Linked DNA regions of Homo sapiens: region 1 is linked to region 2. The links are chromatin loops, found by intact Hi-C in ENCODE. Cell type or tissue: sigmoid colon. All regions are shown on one strand. Links, peaks and the distances in the headings refer to the core of each region. The heading gives the core; the rest is flanking DNA.

Evidence for each region. Hi-C counts contacts between places; a loop is a spot of excess contacts. Peaks named below come from ENCODE experiments on the same cell type or tissue, not always from the same donor. Only the 100,000 strongest peaks of a DNase experiment are listed, where the experiment ranks them.
Region 1: a loop joins it to region 2, with 3 times the contacts of the local background. A loop is called at or near these places in 2 of 110 quality-filtered maps.

The regions. Positions count from the first base shown.
Region 1 is chr5:68,262,787-68,270,786 of GRCh38, reverse strand. The region is part of intron 2 of PIK3R1 (phosphoinositide-3-kinase regulatory subunit 1); the gene reads right to left. Among named protein-coding and RNA genes, the nearest start is that of PIK3R1, 51 kb to the right of the region's middle. In sigmoid colon, for the core only: no CTCF peak of the experiment used is centred there; no DNase peak of the experiment used is centred there; H3K4me3 peaks cover 1,200 bases; H3K27ac peaks cover 1,344 bases.
Region 2 is chr5:68,163,796-68,176,623 of GRCh38, reverse strand. No RefSeq gene overlaps it. Among named protein-coding and RNA genes, the nearest start is that of LINC02219, 20 kb to the left of the region's middle. In sigmoid colon, for the core only: no CTCF peak of the experiment used is centred there; DNase peaks (open chromatin) are centred at 3,373, 4,113, 5,273 and 6,543; H3K27ac peaks cover 181 bases.

The DNA of each region.
Region 1 (8,000 bases), core at 1-8,000, 96 kb before region 2:
AAATATCATCCTGTCAGCATATATAATAGAAGGGAAATATAAAGGTAGAGAAATGATGTAGAAAAGTGTTATTTATTAAGATCCATTATTGTGTCACTCCTTAGGCCCCTCAAACTAACAAGACTTAGCACACCCCAAATCTCAAAAAGCTAAAGATTAAATAGTAAATACATATCCATGCAACTCTCATGCAACCAACATGCCAATTCCTCTTCCCCTTTTCTCATAAATTACACAGGCATTTTTTTAATTAAAAAAAACTTTAATGTTGGCTCTGAAAATGGAATTACTTAATAAAGGTTTGTCTCATTCCAGAGTCTTATCAACACAATCATTTCTGCAGGCAAATATGAAAGTCAAATTAAATGATAATTAAAGATTTCATCTAATTGTGATTGAAATATGCACCCAAAAGTTGTTATATTGCTGGGCTGGCAAATGCTCCATACAAAAGGATTTCCAGCTCTTTCTTCATTAAGCTTGAAAAAATTTTTTAAAAAAGCAAAACTTCCTTGCTTTCCTTTGTCTTTTCAATGTTTTTTCGGCAAAAAGTGTTAGTTTACCTGCAGTATCCTGAGCTACAAAACATTATATGTTTTACACATTACTCATTCAGGTGTTGGACCAAGTTTCTGAAAAGCACTGTGCTACACCAAGTCAGGATCTGTGAGAACACTGGAACTTTTCTCAAAAGGCACACCAGATTGCTTTAAAAAGAAAAAAAAATACACATGGGTACTAGGAAGTGTAAGTACTCTTTTTGTAATGTATTGAGTGACTCCCCACTGAATTTGTAATATTGAAAAAAGCTTTATCGCTCAAATGTATGAATCATCATAGCTGATCAGGATTTTGCAACTGGAGTTTAAAATGGTAAATTTTACAGGGATTTTTTTTTTTTTAAATAGCAATTCAAAGATTTTCTATTCCTTAGTACAAAATGTCTGCGAGTCAATCCATTTCCTCTTTAAAATATTTAGACATGGTGAATGTGAAAGTTCTACCCAAAAAGCTTTAAAGTTTATATCATCTACTTCCAACAATAGGATCAATTAGCATTGAAAGTCTAAAAAGTCTTTTAAAACAAAATATTAATTTTTATGACAATCCTAAAATCAACTATGCCTTTAATTTTACTAAATACACAAGGTCAAGAATTACTTTTCCATTAGATTCCACTTTAAGAAATTCCAACAGGAAATGACAATTGCTAGGAATTACCAAATTTGGCAAGGTGTTCTTTGAAAAGTCCACAATAAAGCACCATGTTACAAAGTTTGATAAACCAAAAAATAATAGTACTAAAAACAAAAAGATGCAAATATTATCAATTATATAGGGTGGGGTATGGAGCAAACACAAATTAACAGAGCACCATCCTCCAACAGTTTACATTTAAATTCTCATTACAGTTCAGCTTTTGATTTTTATACCTGAATAAGTAATGGGTTTTGGTTGTGAAGCTTGCTGTAGCACAGTGTATAAGTGTGGAGAACCAACTCCACTCTTAAGAATCTGGGCAAATTTGTTGATTCCTTTACTACAACCCAATCCCAGTTTTTCACTAGCTAAATCATTTTTCATTGAAAGAAATCAGTATTGCTTAGGAAGAAAAGGATAAAGATCAGCAGAAAGGTTTAAAAGTAGTGAATCCAAGACACGCATTATTTCAAAAGAAAGGAGGATTCAGCCTTCAATGTTGACCAGAACACCAATGAACTAGGTGTCCCAGGTTGTAGGAAGAATATTTGATGACACATCCGATGCTGCATTTTCCACTCGTTCTAGTTTTCCCCCTTTGCCCTGGTGACAGCCAATCACATGGAATAGAAAAAGAGCCTTCTCTCCAAACTTCAGCCCTTCCCAAACCACTAACATGGACAGGCCTCGACAGTCCTTGGGCACCAGCGGTGTGTGGGAGACAGTGGCATTCTTTGCATTAAGTGATGCCAACACCGTTATGAAGTGCAAAATGAAACCACCACACAGTTGCACCTTCTGGAGGCATTCACCATAAAAAAAGATATTTTGAAGTTAGTGCCTGGCAGGGCCCACTGGAAAGTTTAAGCTGAAACACTGGGACTCCAGAGGCTGCCCAAGCCAAATATTTCATTACTGATGGAAGCAGTTTGGAAGTGTGTGAAAAACTGCCACTTACCTCTAAAAATGTAATACAAAGAAAAGAAAGTGTATATGCAAAGTGTGGATCAGTATTATATCAAGATGTTTGTCTGCTAACTGCTGCTGAGTCAAAGCTGTTTCTGTCTGAATCTCTCTCAGGACTTCAAGTGAAAAATGTATATTCTGGTGGGCAAATCTAATCCCAATTCTTTTCTTAAATAAACCTTTAAAGCATATTCATACTTTATGCTTGTAATGATTAACACCCTGAACTTTAAACTTATTAAGCTTTACGGGTGACACTACAACAAATGATGGCCTGTGCTCTTTGACTAAGCAAAAACAAAGCAAAAAAAACAACGATGACTTCCTTAATTTTGGGACACATCTGTTTAATCAGTAGTAAAAAAGTGATTAGAAGCAGAGCTTTAAAGCCAAAGAGGCTTAGGTTTTAATCCTTGCTTTGCCACTTACTGAATTCAGTAGTCTTGGGCAAGTTAGTTAACTTGAATCCCATTTATTCATCTGTAAAATGGGAGTAATTATGTGCAGTAATAAGGATTAAATAATATATATATATAAACATGACAGGCATCGTGCCCAGTATGTAGAAAGCACAAACTAATAGGTAGTTATTATTGTTAGAATTAGTCATGTAATCTTTATTATTGTTTAGATTATGGAAATACCCGATTGCAATTGCAGGTTTTAAGACCAGAAATTATCATACTTAGACTGTTCTCAATACTTTTCTAAGGAAGCAAGCTGGAAGCACATTTGCATTTTGCCTTGTATATATTTGCATTTTGCCTTTGTATATATAAACAATACTCAAAATCTTCAGAAGTCAAAACCAAAATATTTTCAATTTATCATACTTTCCCCAAAAGGACCACAATACTAATATATTTGAGATATTAGACTTCAGTTTTCTGAATGTGAAGACAAAATGAAGTTGGAATGACTGTGTGCTAAATTATATTGAGTGTGGCCGAAACAAGAGCTTTTTTTTTTGGAGGAAGAAGGAGAAAAAAAGTATGCGCAACTGAAAATGAGAGTACAAAGAGTAGATGTGGAAATAAATCTTCAGCCATAACTACATTATTTTCAGAGATAACTAGCAGGAGGGAATTAAAAGAGTTGCCGACAGATTTAAACTAGAAGTTTGCAAATCTCCTCAGATATCCTAATTAGTCTTTAATATCGTTAAGTTTATCTTCTCTCATTTATCTCTCCTGCTGCACAGCTAAAAACAAATGAAAGGGAATTGAGATCCTCTGTCCATTCGTTTTATTTCTAGACAACAGACTGGTATAGAAAACAAACAGCAGGCAAAGATCTTATTAAACCTAAGCAGACCTAACAGCTTTGTTTCTGACGGGCTTAGCTAAAGCCTCAGAGTTAGGAGGTAACTGAAATGCAAGATTACATTTAATCTTTGACAGGCTAGCCTAATTAATTGTGATCCTTATCACCTAAATTGGAGTTTGATTCTAAGATTACAATTTACGGTGTACAGCAAATTAAAATAGCTAGGCAGGATGTAAATGGGGAAGAAAGGGATTTCCTCCTCTCCTCACCAGAAAAATAATTTATACCTGAGTCCACAGGATTTTTGAAGCCAATGATTTATAAGGAAAGTTGGTCTTTCGGTGTGCTAAGAAAGATTTCATACGAAGTATGACCCAGAAGCCCCCAAAAAGAAAAAAGACAAATCACAGGCCATGACACACAGTGGGCGGTAGGCTGTTTGCTGAATGAATGATTAGTACTGAACATCAACTAGGAGCCACATTCCCACAGTAAGTATTTTACAGAAATATTTTCATTTATTTTTCATAGCAGTTCAAAGGTGTATAGTCTCTATTATCCCCAGTTTAAAGGCAAGGAAACTATTTGTCCAATGTCACAAAGCTCTTAAGTAATGCCTATGTATTTAGTTTGGGCTTGTCTTCCCTGCGCCAGAGTATACAAGTGCCAGTCAAGGAAAGAAGCTTATAGTAAGTTTCCCAACACTTCCTGCAAGCCTCCCTTCTTTAAAAGGTATCTGCAATAAGGGTGTTATGAAACACACAGATATCTGATGGTCAATCCCACAAGGGAATAACCTTAATACTTTCTGATTATGCTCAAGTTAAATGATCTTGATAATAGCAGTTTTTGTACTTCCTCCCCAAATAACAAGTTAATATATTCCCTCTCATTATGAACTACTTTGAAATGCAGATAATTAACACTGTAAATGGAAAAGCAATAGGAGCCCCTATTAATAACCAGAGAAAGGCAGGGGCATTCCAGATGAACCACACTATCTCTGGCTGAGGGCAAACTTGTGGAGACACTTCTTTCCTACTTACATGTGATGATAAATTTCAGAGTCAAACTTATAAAATGTCATGTTAGAAATGCTTAAAAATAATAAAGCAGAGTTGTAAAATGTAACTTGAGAAGCTGCGATGTCACAAGCAATTGAAGGATCCCCTGATTAGTATTAGGAGAGGGCAGGGGGATGGAGAGGAACTGGACAGAAAGATGCTACTGGCAGACTAGAGACCAGAAAGAAGCTTTGGATCCAGGCTGGGACCTCACTGACAGTGCAGAAGCAGGCCACTGGCTGACCAAGGAGAAAGTGAGTGGGTAGAGAGAGAGAAACTGCCAAAAAGGCAAGTTTGTCCAGCCAGACCGAACAAGCACTCTTAAGAAAGCCTGGATGGAAATAAGGAGAAAAAAGCAGCACCAGATTCCTTTTAAATAACTATAGAGAGTAGGGGGTTTTTTCTCTGACATTTTTAAATATCCTGAAAAGTTGAAAGAATTGTTTAGTGAACGCCCACATTATCTTTCACCTAGATTCTACGATTAACATTTTCATATTTGCTTTATTTACATATTTATCTGCCAGCACATTTTTTTTAAAGATGCATTTTAAAGTCAGATGTGGAAGTCAGTTGCTACAGACTGAATTGTGTCCCTTCCCCCCAGATTCATGTTGACGCCCTGACCCTCAATGTGATAATATTTGGAGATGGGCCTTTGGGAGGCAGCTGAGTTTACAGGAAGTCATGAGGGCAAGTGCTCTCACGATGGGATTAGTGCCTTTATAAGAAGCAGCACCAGAGACCTTTCTCCCCACCCTTCCCATGTGAGATCACAGTGACAAGGTGGCAGCCTGGAGGCTAGGGAGAAGGCCCTCACCAGAACCCAACCACACTGGCACCCTGTGAGAAATAGATTTCTAAATGTCTATGGTGGTACAGACATAAACACCAGTCTGTGGTGTTTTGTTATGGTAACCCTGACCTAACACATCAGTACACTACACCCAAAGAGAGGAATGGAACCTTGTCTAGAAAATGTCAATGTCAAACACAAATTCTGTAAGTATTTAGTAAATAAATACCCTCTGCGTGTCAGAATATTCCCAAGGGCAGTAGTTTGAGGCAGTGGTTCCCCAACTTTAATGTACATATTAACAGCCTGATTCAGGAGGTCGGGGTGCAGTCTGGGATTCTGCATTTCCAACAGGCTCCCAGGTGATGCCCATGCTGCCGGTCCTCGGACCACAATCACACTTTGAGTAGCAAGGATTGGGGCTGAGCCCACCAGCCACAGAGAGAAAATCCAGACCATTGTGGGAGACAGAATCCCAATGATTGACCTTCTTACTGATAACTTGTTGCCTACATGCCTGAGTTTCACAGGCTGATCTTACACCAGACCCCAAATGATACTGACGGACCGGCGGGTCTAGCTATCATATCAAATTTGGTCTGATACCACAACGAATTAGGTATCAAAAGAGAGACTAGCAGCCAGGAGCTCTGCTGCCCTGTGCACTGTGTACTGATGAGTGGGGAGGGATTATGTGAGCCACAACTTGCCCAAGGTCCCACAGGAAGTTCAAGCCGAGGACCCAGGCCTCCTGATGCCCATGCCAGAGCCTTTCCTACCTCGCCACATTCAAGAGGACTTTGCTCTTTGTATCTCCTGTGGGGTGGGAGGAGTTAGGGAGGGACAGAAAATGTTAGGCTGATTACAAATCACTACTACTGCTGATTAATTCCCATGTAGTGAACACTTAGTGTAAGAAACTCTGCTCAGCGTTTAATCTCATTTAATCTGTACAACGCTCTAAGAAATTATCACTGTCCCCATTTTACAGATGAGAAAACTGAGATTAAGAAAAATTAAACAAGTTACCTAAAGTCATACCAGCAGTAAGAAATAAAGCTAGGATTTTACAGAACAGATGGGACTTCAAAGCCAATTGTAACCACTCTGTGAATCTAGGTTGCCTTTTTAGGCAGACAAACTGCATGATGCCATATGTGAGGTTAAAAAATCTTTACGTGACACTGATGGACAAGCACTTGGCGACAGTTGCAACCCTTAGTGACAAGAGGTGCATTTTTTTAACTTGAGCTTGGACTGGCAGGCCAGCTTTTCACCATCACCTCTGCTTTATCAGTATTGAAGCCTTGCCAGCTCACTCAGCCAGGCTAAATATTTTCAAGACAGCATTTATTAAATATTTTCTCATAAAGCTAAACAAAGCACATTCTTCCCCAAGGATGTAATGGGTTTTATCCAGCTAAATATAGCTGGCTAACTTATCACTTTTAGCAAGGTACAAAAGACTCTTCTAGTTAATCATCAGATGGACAGAGGGCCCTTCAAATCACTTTTTAAAAATATATATTTTGTAATGTATATTTGCAAGCATCACAAAATGAAATCTTAGTAAAATATGCTTAACAAATATATGAAGGGAGTTGAAGCATCCATGATCAAAAAGGGAGAGGAAGGGAAAGCAATGACCTGTGTGTGGAATTGCAGAGAAAAATAAAGGCAAGAAAGGCAAGAGGCCTGAAAACATTGTACAGAAAATTCCCTATCAGCTGGTGCAGAAGAAATGCATAAGAAAATAATATTTATTCAGACTTCATTTTAAAAGTTTGAAAAGATCACTGATATAAGACTATATATATTAAAAGGTAACAATTTTGAGATAAAAGTAAACACAATCCTTAACAATTGTGTAAGGAATCAGAGTTTAACAAAATGAAGCAATATACTTTCACTACTTCAGACAAAGGTGATTAATTCTGGTGGGCTAATACATCTTCATATCTCACAATAGACTATGATCAGTAGTGAAATAAACAAGAGGCTACTCACCTCTCTACTAAAGAAATTAATGGGCTTCTTCTGGTTATGGTTTTAGAATTATAATTTTAGATGGGTCAATTTGGGCAGATGTTGAACCCTATCACTACATTCTCAAAAAAGCTCAGGATAATAAATAGTACTATAGTTATTTGTGCCAAACCAATGCACTTAAAAAAAAACAACAACACACAAAACTGTGATATACAGAAGGCCCTATAGATATAGCAGAACTAAAATGTAGAATATATATATATTTCTACATATATAGATATATATGTAGAAATATATATATAGATATATATGTAGATATATGTATATATAGATATATATGTAGATATATGTACATATATAAATATATATGTATCTATGTATCTATATATCTATGTATGTATCTATATACATGTATCTACATGTATATATGTATACATGTATCTACATGTATCTACATGTATATATGTATACATGTATCTACATGTATCTACATGTATATATGTATACATGTATCTACATGTATCTACATGTATATATGTATACATGTATCTACATGTATCTACATGTATATATGTATACATGTATCTACATGTATCTACATGTATATATGTATACATGTATCTACATGTATCTACATGTATACATGTATCTACATGTATCTACATGTATACATGTATCTACATGTATCTACATGTATACATGTATCTACGTATACATGT
Region 2 (12,828 bases), core at 2,086-10,085:
GGTGGCACATGCCTGTATTCCCAGCTACTAGGGAGGCCAAGGTAGGAGAATCGCTTGAACCTGGGAGGCGGAGTTGCAGTGAGCCAAGATCGTGCCACTGCACTCCCAGCCTGGGCAACAGAGCAAGAGTCTGTCTCAAAAAGAGATAAAAAATAAATAAATAAATAAATAAATAAATAAATAAAAGTACACCGTGTATAGGACACTTACCATGAATAGAGATTGCAGGACTGGAAGGTGCTCTCGGTGAGTCAGTGGGTGAGTGGTGAGTGGATGTGAAGGCCTAGGACATTACTGTAAACTACTGTAGACTTTATAAACACCTAGACTACATTAAGTTCATAACAATTTTTTTCTTCAAAAATGAATTAACTTTAACTTACTATAACATTTTTATTTTCTGAACTTAAATTTTTTTTTAACACTTTGACTTGAGTCATGTAGTGCATTGTACTGCAATGTTACAGTGGGTATGATATTGCTAGGCAATAGGAATTTTTCAGCTCCATTATAATCTTATGGGACCACTGTCCTATTATATGCAGTCTGTCATTGACCAAAGCGTTATTATGCGGAGCATTACTGTACATTATGTATTTGCTTCTCCACTCAATTATGATCTGGAAGACAGAATCCATGTCTTTTTTTTTTTTAATCTATTTAAGCTCCTCTGAGCAAAGTGCCTGGCTTGGAGCAATGCTCTAATAAATGTCTGTTGAATAAATGAATAAGTCCTGCATTTGCAGTACTGTATAGGCAACTGAGACAAGGTTCGAGTGTACTCAATTTTACTTCAGAAAGTATTCTACCAGTGGCCAGCACCATGCCAATGTCGAGTCCCTCCAAGATAATGTCTCTGATTTTCTTGGTCTCCCAGTGTTCCTTATCATAACATATAGGTATTGGGGTTTCAAATGTTACTGACTCAGACATAGTTAATCACAGTTATCATGGTATTAGAGATAAGAGCTGATGGAAAAATGAAAATAAGAGATAAGGAAAGTTTCAAAACTTACTGCTATGGTCTGAATGTTTGTGAGTCCCCCCTGCCATCCCTCCCAATTCCTTTTTTTTTTTTCTTTTTTTTTTTTTTGAGATGAAGTCTCATTCTGTCACCCAGGCTGGAATACAGTGGCGTGATCTCGACTCACTGCATCCTCTGCCTCCTGGGTTCAAGCAATTCTCCTGCCTCAGCCTCCCAAGTAGCTGGGATTACAGGTGTGCACCATCACACCCAGCTAATTTTTATATTTTTAGTAGAGATGGGATTTTGCCATGTTGGCCAGGCTAGTCTCGAACTCCTGACCTCAGGTGATCTACCCGCCTCGGCCTCCCAAAGTGCTGGGATTACAGGCGTGAGCCACTGTGCCTGGCTATCCCCCCTCAATTCTTATGTTGAAGTCTTTATCCCCAAGGTGATGGTATTAGAAGGTGAAGCTTTTGGGAGGTGATTAGGTAATGAACTTGGATCTCTAATGAACAGGATTAGTGCCCTTATAAAAGAGGCCTAACCGGATGTGGTGGCTCACAGCTGTAATCCCAGCACTTTGGGAAGCCGAGGTGGGAGGATCACTGAAGGCCAGGAGTTCAAGACCAGCCTGGGCAACATAGCAAGACCCTCCAACCCCATCTGTACAAAAATATATATATATATATTGTTGAGACAAAGTTTTGCTCTTGTTGCCCAGGCTGGAGTGCAATGGCGTGATCTCGGCTCACCACAATCTCCGCCTCCCAGGTTCAAGTGACTGTCCTGCCTCAGCCTCCCGAGTAGCTGGGATTGCAGGCATGTGCCACCATGCCCGGCTAATTTTGTATTTTTAGTAGAGACAGGGTTTCTCCATGTTGGTCAGGCTGGTCTTGAACTCCTGACCTCAGGTGATCCTCCTGCCTTGGCCTCCCAAAATGCTGGGATTACAGGCATGAGCCACCACGCCCGGCCTCAAAAAATATTCTTTTAATTAGCTGCGTGTGGTGGTGCAAGGCTGTAGTCCCAGCTACTTGGGAGGCTGAGGCAGGAGGATCACTTGAGCCCAGGAGTTCAAGTGAGCTATGATTGCACCACTGTACTCCAGTCTGGGTGACAGAGTCAGACCCTGCCTCTTAAAAAAATAAATAAGGGTCCCAAAGGTTACCCCTTGCCCTTCCACCATGTGAGGACACGGTGAGAAGGCACCCTCTATGCACCAAGGAAACGTCAGCCTTAAGCAGACACCAAATCTGCTGCCTTTATCTTGAACTTCCCAGTCTGCAGAACTTTGAGAAATAAATTCTCCTTGTTTTTAAGCCACCGTATCTATGGCATTTTGGTATAGCAGCCTGAATGAACCAAGACACTTATTTGGAAGAATAACTTTATTATGCTTCCCTTAATAGAGCTTCTGATTGATGCTACTCGTGATTACAACTTTGAGCAATTAATTTTATCCCTTTGAGGGTCAGTTTCTTCACTAGTAAAGGGGAGAAGACATTGTGTCATTCCATCCCTAATATTCTGTGTAATCTATGAGTTTTTTTGGCCCATGGGTGAAAATAATACAGTTGATTTGGTCAATGTGCGGATTATTTTGGGTCTCTTCATTTCTATGTTTTCAGCTGCTGCTTCTTTTTTTTTTTTTTTTTTTTTTTTTTGACAGCGTCTTGCTCTATCACCCAGGCTAGAGTGCAATGGTGCAATCTCAGCTCACTGCAACCTCTGCCTCCCGGGTTCAAACGATACTCCTGCCTCAGCCTCCCAGGTAGCTGGGATTACAATTGTGTGCCACCATGCCTGGCTAATTTTGTATTTTTTTTTTTGTAGAGATAGGGTTTCACCATGTTGGCCAGGCTAGTCTCAAACTGCTGACCTCAAGTGATCCACCCACCTTGGCCTCCCAAAGTGCTGTGGAGGCACGAGCCACCACACCTGGCCTCAGGGTCTCTTCATTTCTTAAGTCTGTAAGTCACAATGTGGCCATCTAAATATATAGATAGTGAGGAGAAGTAGAACCTACTGACTCACTGTCTGAATGCTTAGATGGCCATATTGCGACTTGCAAGCTTAAGAAATGAAGAGACCCAATATAATCTCACACTGACCAAGTTGACTGCATTATTTTCTCCCCATAGGCCAAAAGAAGCATCTCAGAATCCTCAAGAAACAACAAAATATGTTCATACTTTCAAAAATATTCTTCTAATATCTTAAACTGGTATTTAAAAACAGGGTAAAGGGCTTTTCTACTTTAAAAAAGTTCCAGCACTGTAATACAACTGGAAGAGTCCCAGCCAAAAAGGCTTGACTTTTGACTATCTGGGCAGCGATAGAGCATGCACTCAAAATGAAAAGAAGATGACATGATGCTTAGACTATGCTTCAAAACCCACCCCCCCACAACAAAATGAATGCGGGAGTGGAGGAGCTCGGATGATGTAAGAACAAGTATCTCAAGGGTATGTGAAGAAATTAATAGTGAGCAATATCCAGTAGCTTCCAGTTGGCCAGCCTATTTTAACCCAGGAAAATAAAAGGCATTGCTAACAAATTTTGGTCCCCTTAACAAATGGAACAATATTCAGAAGAAGATGAAGATACAGCAGTGACCCAAGCAGACAAAATCCTTGCCCTGTGGAGCTTAAAATTTTGAGAATACTAAATAGGGGTCACTTTGGCCAGAGAATTCATTTCTATTTTCAGTTCCATGAATGTCCACTATATTATGAGCACTGAACAGAGGGGAGGATTATCATAAAGTTAATGAGCTTTTAGTTTCACAGCCGCTTACTTTCACAGGCCCTTCCAAGGTTCTGTGTGTCCTTCGCAGGGATTTAAGGTATAGCTGGATGCATGGAGAGCCACGCCAGCCAGAGGGTCAATCTCTACATTCTCGGTCTGTGTGGAAGGCTGGTAGGTTGAACGTACTCTCAATTTTTGCTGACCTCCAGTGATGCCCTGCAACATGTGGAGCCTCCCCAGGTATCTGAAATCCAACTCTGGCACCAAGGAGAAGGTTTGGAATGAGATGCTCCACCACTCTCTGCTCAGGGTTCTCCAGACAAAGGCCCCACCACCAGCATCTCGAGCCCTGCCCTTTCCACCCAGGACACCAAATGGGATGCTGGATCAGTTGCTGAGACAATGGCCAAAGGGTCAGCTGGAGCCCTGCCCAGCAAGATCAAAGGTCTGGAGTCTCTGAGGAATTTTCTTAGAGCACGAAGCACCTCTGGAGCAAGAGATTGTTTCAGCTGTGGCATGACCAATAATTCTCAAGCTGAAAGATTATTTTCTAAGCCATTAATAACAAAAAACATATTTCTATCTGCCATGCCAGAAAAAAAAAAACAAAATTATCTTTCTATTCTCTTTACACAAAATAGTATTATAAAGTTTTGGTTATTTGAGGAACGATCAAAGAGGATAAAGTAAAAAAAGTAGGGAAAAGAAATGTTACATAGGTGGATCAAACAGTGAAGTTATGATAATAACAATAATTCTTAATACTAATGGTAATGATGCTATTTTTCTGGATGCTTTTTAAAGTTTGTCATTTGTTATGGTTTCTTCTCTTATTCTAAGTAGATATTTACTCTTGGGCTTAATTTCATATTCTTTTTCATAAAGAGGGCTCCATATTTTATAAGCTTTGCAATAACCTGGATCTACCCTTGACCGAGTTCCTTTTCTTGAAGAGTGGGGCAGGAATCACTAAAATCACAAGAAACCAATTCCTACAACTTTTCTTTGCTCCATTAAATCCTTACCCTCTCCTATTTGATCTTGAATCTATTATAGAAGCTTAGAAGATTCAAATGCCAATAAGGAGTGTTCAAAATATCTAAATCCATGACTTGCCTGACCCAATCTCATTGAAAAAGCAAAGCATTAACTCTGTCTTCCTAATTTGGAAGAAGACAGGTTTGCCTGGATCAGTTTTTGGAAAGGAATTACTTTAGAAATACCGATCTCCGAAAAAAATAGAAGAGCATATCATTTCGTTTGTATGTTTCTTTTGAAATTAGTTATTAATACAGAGGCAATCACTTTTGAATGTCTTTGTACCGTACACCAACCCATATTTTCCATCTATTCAGGAGGGAAGAGCAAGGCTGAGAGCCAGCAAAGGGCAAAGAAATGACTGCCCATTTTGTTGCAACACCAAAAAACTCTTGATTTATCAGTGTGTTTGACATACTCTTTTTCGGCGGGGTGGGGAGGAGGTGATGGGCTGGTGGAAATAAAGACTTGTAAATTTTGTAAATGCGAGTCCTCTAAAGTAGGCCAATTGGTCAGCTGCAAACTTGGCAGCATCGTGAAGCATGTGTGCTGGGCAGCTTCGGAACACGATGTTCTGTTTCACTTCTGAGAGCAGGGGAAAATGGAATAAGGGCTCAACCCAGGACAGAGAGAGAGAGAGCTCAGCAGCGACCTGCGAAAGGGCCCAAAGACAAAGGAAACAGTAAAGAATAAAAGCCCAGCATCATTAGACTGCTGACCACAACGCTGAAAAAAGAGAGAGAGAAAGAATGTGAAAGTGTCTGAGAGAGGTGCTGTGGTTCTGATGCTTGCTGAAGCTAAGTTCTGGAAAATTCAGAGCAGTTGTGTGATTGATGATTAAAAGTAATAACTCAGTGTTTTATGTAAGAGTAATGATGAAATTTCGTAAAAGTTCTTGGAAATAATGCTGAATCTTATTGAGTCTACAAACCTTGAACCATAAAACAAAGTGTGGCATGAAGGAAAAAAAAGTTTGAAACACAGACTCCTATAGCTCCAAATTTAAAAAGAACTTGTTAGGGCTTTTTTTTTTTTTAAACTAAATTTACATTTCATATTGTTTTAATAAATATTCGGCTACTAAATAATAATATATAACTTATAAAAATAACAAAGTGTTTGGCATATTTGAGTAGTCACCCTTCTCAGATATTTTCAAATGATTTATGAGTAAATAAACTGAATAAAGTGCAAAAAAATATGGACTTGTGTTAACAGTTCAACAAAAACAGGTACTAATAGTAAAGTATACGTTAATTCATAAAACATTTTGTTTAATGGCACCAACTGCTCATATCTTGAGATTGGTTCTTTCTTTTAATTAAGTGATTTTGAATTATGTCATGGTGACATTCTATTAGAATCATTTATAACTGATAGCATGTAATGAATAACCACATATATTTGTCTTCAAATATCTGGTGTTATCATAAACTTGAAAGGACAGAGATCAAGCAAGTGATAATTGCTTAATTCCATATGTACACTATCATTTAAACATATTAAGTTGAAAATAAATTCTTAAGGAATATCTCCATCTTGATTTATTGCACAGAAGTTCAAGTATAAATGCAAAAATGGTTATTACTCAGTGGCACCTCTTCTTCCTCCATGTATGTGCCAAAAGAGAAAGACAAAAGAAAAAAAAAGCCACCTATTTATTAGTGTAAAAAGGAGACTATGGTGGCCAAAAGACTCAGCTGGTCTTTGTAAAGGAGTTTATAGCTTTCAGCTGAAATCTCTAAGTGAGAATTCTCATTCCCAGCTGCTGGCTCCCTGGGAGCTCTCCGTGGCCTCTGACCTCATTTCCATGGAGACAGAGGTGGGAAGGGTAAAAAATAAGTTAAGGGGGAAACTTTTCTTAAGGCAGTATTTCCAAATCCCCACTCCTCTAACACTAATGACTGTCCAAGTTAAAGCTGGCCACACATCACTATTTGAAATCACTTTCAGTTTTTCAAGGGTGAATGGCTAAAAATGAGGCATTTGATTGTAAAGATACATTTGCAGAAATAAAAGAAAATACCTGACGTATTTGATACTGTTTAATTGAAGCTCTAAATGAAAGCAAAATGGCTGCTAACATTCAACAATGGAGAGAGAATTCTAGCATGTTTTGGGGTCTGGTTTGTGGCCGAGTTCTGTGAATGTTATATGTTAGAGTTCTGCAGACCTCTGTACCTGTGGGGGTTGATGCTCCCTTAAACATAAGAAAAGTGAGATCTTTGTTAGAAGAACTTGAAAAGGGATGATTCTCCTCACATATCCGTTAATCCATTCCCTTGCCTATCAGCCTTTCTTCCTGACCATTTAACTGAAGCTAATAAAAACTATCACGATACTACAACTACTGCTACACCTGGCTACCAGCAGCCATTTTTTTTAAAGTTATTACTGCATTCCTGCTACTGTATGATGTGTTTTCTCACTTTACTGTAGTCTCTTAAGAAAAACTCTTTTTATCTGGGAACAGTTCAAATATACACAAAAGCAGAGAAAATCAAGTGTTGAGCCCCATGTACCCGTCACTCTCTCATGGCAATCATCGATACATGACCACTTCTGTTTTATTCATACCCCCACCCATTCTTCCATTTACGATTTTGAAGCAAATCTTATATATTTTTATCCATGAATATTTTAGTTTGTATTTATAGAACACAGGACTCATTAAAATTAAACACAATAGGCTGGGCACAGTGGCTCAAGCCTGTAATGTTAGCATTTTGGAAGGCCGAGGCAGGCAGATCCTTTGAGTCCAGGAGTTGGAGATCAGCCTGAGCAATGTGGCAGAACTGCATCTCTACCAAAAGAAAAAAAAAAGCCAGGGTGTGGTGGCACATGCCTGTAGTCCCAGTTATTTGGGAGGCTGAAGTGGGAGAATTGCTTGAGCCCAGGAGGCAGAGGTTGCAGTGAGCGTAGAGATTACACCACTGCACGCCAGCCTGGGCAACAGAGCGAGACTCTGTCTCTAAAAAATAAAAATAAACTCAGTATGATTATCACACCTAAAATATCAAGAATTTCCTACTATCAACAAATATCAAGTTAGTAAGTCTGTTTTCTGAATTAATTATTATTGTTGCTGTTATACTATTATTCACATTTTACAAATACAAAACTGAGGGAAAGAAAAGTTTAAAATCCTGCACAATATCTCACAGAAGATATGGAGGCAAGCATGGGTTAAAATCCAGATATAGGGCAGGCGCAGTGGCTCACACCTATAATCCCAGCACTTTGGGAGGCCAAGGTGGGAGGATCACAAGGTCAGGAGTTCAAGACCAGCCTGGCCAGTATGGTGACACCCCTTCTGTACCAAAAATACAAAAACGAGCCGGGCGTGGTGGCAGGCGCCTGTAGTCCCAGCTACTCGGGAGGCTGAGGCAGGATAATCACTTGAACCCAGGAGGGGAGATTGCAGTCAGCCGAGATCGCACCACTGCACTCCAGCCTGGGCTACAGAGCAAGACTTGGTCTAAAAAAAAAAACCGGATATAGCTGAGTATAAAGCCTGTGTTTAGTTGGGTAAGTAAGCTCCGAAAGTCACAAGGGTAACAGCAATAAAATAATGATAGCTAACTTTTTTTGTACTTATGATGACTAAACTTTGTTCTAATTCCTTGTTTTAACTCATTTGATTTTCACAATAACCCTTTGAGGTAGGTGCTATTATTCCCATTTTACAGATGAGGAAATGAAGGAACACAGGAGTTAGGCAACAGCTAGCAAGCAGTGCATCCAGTCAGGGGCACATTCAGTCACTCGCCTGCTTATTCATTCATTCATTGGCTTTTCTTCTTATATATCTTCATAGCTATGAATCTGTGCATCTACATGTCTACTTATTTGAATAGATAATATATTCTCATGGCTCAAAACTCAAGAGGTTCAAAATGGTACATACGGAAAAATCTGTGTTACCTCTGTCCCAACCATTCAGTTTCTATCCCCAGAGGCATCAATATTTTTGGTTTCCTGGGTATCCTTTTGTAGATATCTTATGCACATACAAGTAAATTCACATCCTTCTCCTCCTTTTTTTTTTTTTTGAAACAGAATCTTGCTTTGTTACCCAGGCTGGAGTGCAGTGGCACAGTCTCAGCTCACTGCAACCTCTGCCTCCCAGGTTCAAGCAATTCACCTGCCTCAGCCTCACTAGTAGCTGGGATTACTGGCACTCGCCACCATGCCTGGCTAATTTTTGTAATTTTAGTAGAGACAGGGTTTCACCATGTTGGTCAGGCTGGTCTTGAACTGCTGACCTCAAGCAATCCACCTGCCTCGGCCTCCCAAACTGCTGGGATTGCAGGCGTGAGCCACCACGCCTAGGCTCCTCCTATTTTTACATGGAAGGCAGCACACTAGACAAAGGTTTTGCATTTACAGTTTTTCACTTAGCATATTTTGGAACTTCATCACTCTCTTTTACACAGAGTCCATGCTACTCCAACCTGCCCATTAATACTGGCAAGCAAACCCAGGTCTGAATTTCTAAGTCTTTAAATTTTAACTGCCATGTAAATATTTAATGATGAATTGGAACTTCCATGTTTTCCCAGCTCAGACTTTGAGCCTGCCTAAGCGCTCTTTAAAATCAATTCATTCTGCTATCATTGCTTCAAGCAATGGCCTGAAACTTACTCTAAAAGCAAAGCACATTGACTTATGTTCCCTGAGATCCTAGCAAAGTTTTATTTAAAAATAATCCAATGTTGTAATCAACTAGCCTTTAGTTGTTCTTCAATTTATTCCTTTCATTTTGTGGTTACAATTTAAACTGTTCTCAAAAAGGACATACGATGGCTTGCAGTAAAATAGACTATCAATTGATGTAGTGAAATACAAATAACAGATAAAGATGGACAAAATATTGTTAAATGTTTCTTCTGAGAATTTCTAATCACACGGGTTTGGGACCATAATTGCCAATATCTGTATGGTATTTAAAAAGATCCTGGCCAGGCACAGTGGGTCATGCTTGTAATCCTAGCACTTTGGGAGGCCAAGGCTGGCAGATCACCTGAGGTCAGGAGTTAGAGACCAGCCTGGCCAACATGGCAAAACCTTGTCTTTATTAAAAATACAAAAATTAGCCAGGCGTGGTGGTGAGCACCTGCAGTCCCAGCTGCTCGGGAGGCTGAGGAATGAGAATCTCTTGAACCTGGGAGGTGGAGGCTACAGTGAGTTGAGATCGTGCCACTGTACTACAGCCAGGGCAACAGATCGAGACCCTGTAATGATTTAAAAAAAAAAGAAAAAGATCCCAAATTGGTATTGCTCCTTAAATTCAGATCTCAAATGGACTTCTACATGTTGAATTCCATGGAATATCTGGCATCAACATTCTCTCTCTTACTTTCTGTACACACACACACACACACACACACACACACACAAACACACACAGACATACATACAAATAATAACTTGGAGAGACAAGCCACCATGAATAAGAATCAGCAAAACAGGAAACTATAGAAACGGACCCACAAAGATGGTAGATATTGGAATTATCAGATAAAAATATAGTTAGAAATAGAAAGACTTCAAAAGGAATGAAAATATAAGAGAGATCAGGAGATACTGAGGATGAGGCGAGATAATCTAATGTAATCAGATTTCTAAAAAGATAATAGGAAGAATGAAGAAAAACAATATTTGAAAGAAAACAATAAAAAATTTAACAGACTTTAAGTTATATAAAAATTGTAGAGTTGAATTGTTATATCTATTACAAGACTAATTCTTAGATTCAGACATCCCAACAAATCTCAAGCAAGTTAAATAGAAATCTATACTTAGACACTTATAGGGAAACTATGAAAGTAAAACAAAAAAGAAAAAGAAATCCATTAGAAAGAATGAGAAAGCTTTACTACCAAAGAAGAACAATTAATTTGACAGTTGACTTGCAACATGGAAGTGAGAAGACAGTGGAATACTATTTTTAAATTGTTGGAGATAAAATAACCATGATCATATAATTGTTTACATAGTAAAACTACCATTTAATAGAAAGATGAAATAAAGAATTTTTCATACAAATATTGAGAAAGTTTACCACCATCAAAACTTAAAAGATTTGATGAACTCCTACGTGATAGATTTTGTAAAGAAGAAAATGGATCTTGGAGGATCTCAATTTCAAGAAAATAATATGCTAATATCTAAAAGCAAAGATGGAATTAAACAATAACATCTAATTTCTGGAGTTGCAAATAAATTTTAAAACAAAATGCTCGATTAAGAAATCACATATCTGCCAGGCGCATGCCTGTAATCCCAGCACTTTGGGAGGAGGAGGCGGGCGGATCACGAGGTCAGGAGATCAAGACCATCCTAGTTAACACAATGAAACCCCGTCTCTACTAAAAATACAAAAAATTAGCCGGGCGTGGTGGCAGGCGCCTGTAATCTCAGCTACTTGGGAGGCTGAGGCAGTAGAATGGCGTGAACCCGGGAGGCAGAGCTTGCAGTGAGCCGAGATCTGGCCACTGCACTCCAGCCTGGGCGACAGAGCGAGACTCCATCTCAAAACGGCAACAAAAACAAAACAAAACAAGAAGAAATCATATGTCAGGAGAAATGCCATTTAACATTAAAACATCATAAGCTTCTTATACTCTTCAGATTAGAAGTATTAATTAAATTTGGACTTTTGAAAATTAAATATGCAAGTTAAAAATTTTAGGATAACCACAAAAACTACAGTGGAAAAAATGGAATGAAGAAAAACTAAATCTGAAACAACCCAAAGAAGTAAAAATGGGGAAAAGCAAAACAAAACAAAAAAAATCGACCAGGCACAGCGGCTCATGCCTATAATCCCAGCACTTTGGGAGGCCGAGGCGGGTGGATCACCTGAGGTCAGGATTCGAGAGCAGCCTGGCCAACATGGAGAAACCCTGTCTCTATTAAAAATACAAAAATTATCCGGGCATGGTAGCAAGTTCCTGTAGTCCCAGCTACTCGGGAGGCTGAGGTAGGAGAATCACTTGAACCCGGGAGGCGGAGGTTGCAGTGAGCTGAGATCATGCCACTGCACTCCAGCCTGGGTGACAGAGCAAGACTGTCTCAAAAAAAAAAAAAAAAAAGAAAGAAAGAAAGAAAAAGAAAAATCGGAGTGTATAGACTGTGAAAGTGAGATGGTAGAAATGAATTAAAAGGTAGGTGGACTAAAATCCCCAATTATGATACTATCAGATTGAATTTTTTTAAAAAGGTAATTCACTATTTTACAAATGCCACATTCAGCCAAAACTTAAGTGCAGAGAAAGATTTAAAGTCAAAAGATGGAAAACTAGACAATAAGCAGATATCAAAAGAAAGTTAGCAAGACTATTTTAGTATCAAAGTAGACTTTAAGCCTGAAAGCCTTTACCAAATATACTGAAATAGTTTTAATTAATCAGGAAGATATAGCTACTCTAATTCATATAGTGCAATAATATGGCTTCAGAATATATAAAATAAATATGAAAAGAGCTACAAGGAGAAACTGACATGACAAATCCGTTGTCACACTGTATCTGCAGTTCTCAAACTTCAGTGAGCATTCGAGTCACCTTGATGGCTTGTTAAAACACAGATTGCAGCCAGGTGTGGTGGCTTTGGGAAGCTGAGGTGGGCAGATCACCTGAAGTCAGGAGTTTGAGACCAGCCTGGCCAACATGGTGAAACACTGTCTCTACTAAAAATACAAACAATAGCTAGACGTGGTAGTGCATGCCTGTAATCCCAGTTATTCAGGAGGCTGAGGCAGGAGAATTGCTTGAACCCTGGGGGCAGAGGTTGCAGTGAGCCAAGATGGTGCCCTGCACCCCAGCCTGGGTAACAGAGCAAGACTCCATCTTAAAAAAAAAGCAAAAAACCAAAAAAACAAAACACAGATTGCTGGGTCCCACCCTGGGAGTTTTTGAGTTTTTGATTCCGTAGGTTGAGTAGGGCCTGAGAATTCCCATTCCCAGAATGTTCTCCCCTTGAGAACTAGTACTGCACAGAAGTCCTGCACGTATGCACCAAGAAAGTTTATAGTATAGTATAGAATGTATATATAAGAAAGTTTATAGAAG